2 separate regions of the Mus musculus genome follow, and region 2 is linked to region 1. Evidence: chromatin loops called from intact Hi-C (ENCODE). Cell type or tissue: heart. All regions are shown on one strand.

Region 1 (2,500 bases):
ATTTTAAAAGACCACCCCGTATTTCCTTGAAATAATTCACAATAAATAAAGATGTGCTTAGTCATAGTCAAATTTAGGTATTAGGTTACTTGCAAGGGAGCCAGGATCTTATTAAATGACAGGGAGGCAATCGGTTAATCTGTAATTCAACGCACTCTGTAATCCTAGACTTCACTTTTGTTGTTGTGTTGGAATTAAGTGCAAAATTTTTAAGTAATAATGTATGAGGTTTCGATTTGATATGCTTTCAAAAAACCCTTCTTCAGTTCTCTAAGCTCCTAGACTTGGAAATTAATCATCCAAGTCTAGCATGAGAATTCTAGTATACCAGACTTTAAAAACAAACCTGTTTTAAGTGACTCGAAATTCTGACACTTGTTACTACACTGCAGGACGGAAGAGACTGCATTGTTCTATGCCACAATACAGTCTACTGTAACATTCTGCTGAAAAACTGAGTCTCCAAACCTGAGGACTCCGTGAAAAAGTGAACCAGAAGGCAGGTTTTAGCACTATCCCTTAAAAAACCCAAACACCTCAGGTTTTAGCGTCAAATGCCACACACCTCAGACGACAGTGTCTATTACAGTAACAAGTTCAGAGACTGCAGAACGTGACAAAACGCAAAGAAACATTGGGAGTCTGTTACCTGCATATTCGGTGGTTAAAAAGGTGAGACCAATAAGGAGCTAATTGACGCCAGATACAGGAGAAAAGGGAGGGAGCCAAGAATCAAATGGCAACGACAGCCACCACCTGGAACGGCCCAGGACCCCTACTCAAAGCCTCGCTGCCCACCCGGCCTGGAGCGCGGAGCAGCAAGCCTGTCGCTAAGGCAGGCCCGGTACGAAGCCTGGGCCTTCCAGTCGCGTTTGGGGCCGACTGACGTCGCCTGCAAAGCGGCAGGCCTGCCACAGGGCTCGACTCTCTTCCCTGAGCGAGCGCCGAAAGGATGGGAGACCCTTGAAGGCCTGACTCGGCCTCCTCGTGCCTCCCGCGGTCCGGGGGTCTGCAACGGGCCGCACGGCGCCTCAGGATACGAGGCCAGGTCGCCTCGCCGCCTCGTGCACTCCACAGCCAACGCGAGGCTCCCACCCAGCCCCTCCCTCGAGGAACGTGTCCGGCTCGCGGGTTGCTACTCACGGTGCTCCGTCTCAAGACCGCAGGCCCGAGGCTGCCGGACAGAGTTCACAACCACAACGAAGTATCGAGAACAAGGCCACTCGAGCGGCGCCGCGCGGCGTCGCCTTTTATAGCAGCGGGACGCAGGCGCCGAGGACCCCGAGCCCGTGACGTCACACAGCCGGCCGGGCTGGCCGTTGAGATCGCCTGACGGCAGTCGAAACACAGGCGGCAGACCCTGAGCGCCGCAGAGGTCTCCTGGAGAGGTGCTGAGCGGCGGCGGGTGGAGGGGTGGCTGGGCAAGAGAGGGACGTCCTCCTTACTCCGCTGGCCTAAACAGCGCCATGCTCTCCTTCAAAGCGGACTCCGGCACCGGCTGGGAAACCATCTCGACCCGAAGGGTCTTTCAGGCATGGGCTGTCTTAAACGGCTTGAAAGACCCCAGTCCTGGAAAAGCCTGGAAACAACAAACCGCAAAACCGGTTGTGGGTGTGTGTTTTCCTTAAAGGAGTCGCCTCAGCCTGACCACCGTTACTCTCCTAATAACCTAAGGAAATAGAATTGAGTTTGCTGACCAGGGGTTCAGGAGTTGAACCTTCTCTACTGATACTGAATTAAATATATATATATATATACATGTATGCCATGTTGAGACAAAGGTGTTTCTTTAACCTAGGCGGCTTAGAATTCTTAAATACTCCTGACATGGTACACCTGCTTATTTGATTTTTAAAGTTTTATTTTCTTTGCATTTTAAGACGGGACCCTGTTTGGCACAGAGTAGCTGTAAATTCAGTATGTTGACCAGGTTGGTCTAAAATTCATGATCTCCTTCCACCTGCGCTGGGGTCACAGGCATTTTCACCACATATATACTTGCCTGAAACTCTTGTTGTTTTGTTTTGAGACAGGGTCTTACTATATAAGGCTTGGAGCTCGCTATTTAAACTCAGATCTGTCTGCCTCCCAATAGCCAGCTTGGAGATTCGAGGCTAGGACCACCCTGTTGGCTAATCTTCACCTTTATTTCCTACCTTTGAACTTTGAAGAGGCTTCCAGGCCCCCAAATAGCCATTGTTGGAGTGAAGCGCCAAGCCTGGAGAGAGTCAATGTGAATGTAGCATGGAGGTTACATTCTTTGGGTAACCATGCTCTAGGCCAATCTGTGAGGCCAGTGCTGGGGATCCATCCAGCAATGAACGGGGACAGTCAGGCTCAACCTGAACAGGCTATGCTGTACAGGCGGCTCAAAGAAGGCTGTGATAAGGTCGCTAGAATGAAACAGCTTTGAAGTAAAGGGAGAGGCCTGAAAGCACCCATCTGGCCTCAGCCCAGCCAGGAAGAGGGCAATTGCCTGCCCTGCCCTGCCCTGCCCTGC
Region 2 (2,500 bases), 650 kb after region 1:
AAAGGCCTTCCTGGCATGGCGCTGTAGAGTTCGGTGCCACTGCTGGGGCAGACCACGGAGATCTCTAGAAATTCTTGCTAGGATTAGACAGGATAAACTTGACATGTCGCTACAGGAAGAGAATTTTGCAGTGGGCAGATAGGAAGAGGTTTGGAAAACTTCTGAGTCCTACCTTATGTACTGTGCAGGAAACAGGCCCAGAAAAGAACGGCTTTGCTCCGAGGCACACAATAGGCCCGCTGCAGAGGCCGGACTAAAACAAGGTCTCCTGAACTCTTACCTAGCACACTGAGTGACAAGAGACCTCTGTGGTCCCGGAGGTGGGAGAGAAGGGATACTCCCTTATGGGTTGAGCGCTGGAGCTGACTGTCTTGATGAACCCTGGAACAAAGGCCTGAGAAGGCCCCTCAGCAGACTGGGGCAGTCTTGTTCACATGCCAGCCCGCTGCCCCATTCTCCAGTAGCTTATTTCTTTTCTTCCCTAGAAAACTGCAAAATGCTTACAGCACTTATTAAAGAACAGCTTTGTATTCTTGTGGTTTTTGTTTGTTTTTATTGTGGTAAAATATACATAAAAAAACAAGCAATTTTGAAGGGTACATACAATTCAGTGGCATTAGTACATTCTCAATGTTGCATCTTGTCACCAAAACCCAGTCACAGAGCCCTTCCATCTTCCCCAACTGAGCGGTATTTCATGTTTTTAACCATAAACCTACCTAAAAGTCCATCTTCCTGCTCAGAAAAGGCCTATCCTTCCTGTCCTTGGTCCCATCCTCTCTCCATTTTCTGGCATCTGTCCTTTCAAGGCAACCCTGGAGGCCAAGAAGGCACAGGCTGAAAGGAGGAAGGGACTGAACAAGACTTGGATGTAGTGGGGGGCATGGTGGTGCAAGCCTGTAATCCCAGCACTTGGGAAGCTGAGGCAGAGCTGCAACTTTGGGACCAGCCTAAGTTATGTATTGAGACCCTGTCTCAACCAACAAGCAATCATTCCCCTGCCCAACCCTTGAATCCAGAGCAGGGTTTCCTCAGCTGGCATTCACAGTGAGCAGCTTCACTACTGGGCGTGTCCAGTGTCCTGGATTTCAGGTGTATGCTAACCTCGACTGTCTTCTGAATGCCAGGAGTGTCCCCCAATCCTGTGACAACTCAAAGCTTTAAGGACAGGGAATCTAGTAAGGTCGCTTCTCTCAAGCCTCAGAGCCATCTGTCCATGGGGACAGTCATCTCGTTGGTTTCTTTAGCGGCATGGAACACAGGATAGTCAAGGACTCAATAAACAGATACCTCCCTTCCAGAATTATTTGACTTACAAATAATTACAAAGAGAACTGGCCTTCTTGGTAGGGAGAACCAAGGCCTCCTCTCAGTCCTTGAGCCTCATTGTTGAGGCAGGGCACTCCCCAGCGTCTCACTTGGGACCTTGAACAACTCATTCTCTCTGTCCTCACTTCAGGCTGGCACAGGACACTCCATGGCTCTGCATGTCCATTTGCAAGGATACAAGGTATGAGTCCACACGGGGGCAGTAATGGGCCAAGAATGGCCCAGGGCAGCCTGAGGTGAAAGGGAGAGTTTGGGGCGTCAGCCTCTAGAAAGCTCTGCGTGCTGTCCACCCATCGTCAGGGGTCTGCCTAGCAGATTCCATATGTTGCCAAACAACCCTGAAGAAAAATTAGGGGACCTCCGAGAGCACGGGTTCAGTCCCAAGCCTGTCACTCTCGCCTGTCTGTGTATCTCTAAGCAGATAACTATGCACTGTGAGCCTCAGATTTCCTATATGTAAAATGGACACAGTGACACCTACCCCTGCAGCCCTAACGATGTTGTTCTTAGGATGAAGGAGGAGTGCTTTGTTGACTGTAGGCTGTGGTGGGCTTGGGAGGCTATGTCACATCTCCAAAGCAGGCATTGTTACCAGTGAGCCACCTTAGTCATCTTGGTCCACTACATCTGTTTTCTTTTTCTTTTTCTTTTATCTGGTTTCCTAGTTGACCCAGTGTGGCAGAGAACATGGTCTGCTGCTTTTTGCCAGCTCCTCAGGGGGACAGAGGTAGGGACTTGACATCAGCTGTGTGTGGCTGGGCCTCTGCTTAGCAAGGAATGCATGTGTACAGTCTGGGGAGTGTGGCCCTCCTTGGATCTCTGCCCTTGGAGGAAGGGGACAGAGACACTGTCATTGACGCTCCTGTCTTTTCTACACACAGGGAAAGAGCTTGGTTTTGTCATCTATGAAAATGGGCACATTTGTTGGGCATCTTTCTTCAGTTTGCTGTAAGGACAAGTTAGGGGGAGACATGGGCCCACTCTGCAGGACCGTGATTACTATTTGGTCTTGGAGCAGATAGAGCGAGGACAGCCAGCCACAGGTACAGTGAGGTGTCTGATCTGTCCTAGGCTCTCTGTGTATATTCCACAGAGCTGAATCTTACTGAACCACACCTGAATTTTGAGCATTACTGTCTCATGCTACAGATGAGTGGTGTTATTTAAGATG

The links. Hi-C counts contacts between places; a loop is a spot of excess contacts. Peaks named below come from ENCODE experiments on the same cell type or tissue, not always from the same donor. Only the 100,000 strongest peaks of a DNase experiment are listed, where the experiment ranks them.
Region 2: a loop joins it to region 1, with 2.2 times the contacts of the local background. A loop is called at or near these places in 1 of 42 quality-filtered maps.

The regions. Positions count from the first base shown.
Region 1 is chr11:52,230,762-52,233,261 of GRCm38, reverse strand. Skp1 (S-phase kinase-associated protein 1) reads right to left here and starts at 1,267. Exons shown (of 6, transcript NM_011543.4): 1 at 1,144-1,267. In heart, no CTCF peak of the experiment used is centred here; a DNase peak (open chromatin) is centred at 1,381; H3K4me3 peaks cover 2,500 bases; H3K27ac peaks cover 2,404 bases.
Region 2 is chr11:51,581,956-51,584,455 of GRCm38, reverse strand. It overlaps Col23a1 (collagen, type XXIII, alpha 1), which reads right to left. Exons shown (of 29, transcript NM_153393.2): 29 at 531-2,500. Among named protein-coding and RNA genes, the nearest start is that of Phykpl, 1.6 kb to the left of the region's middle. In heart, a CTCF peak has its summit at 1,522 (motif pointing right); DNase peaks (open chromatin) are centred at 225 and 1,515; H3K4me3 peaks cover 542 bases; H3K27ac peaks cover 1,494 bases.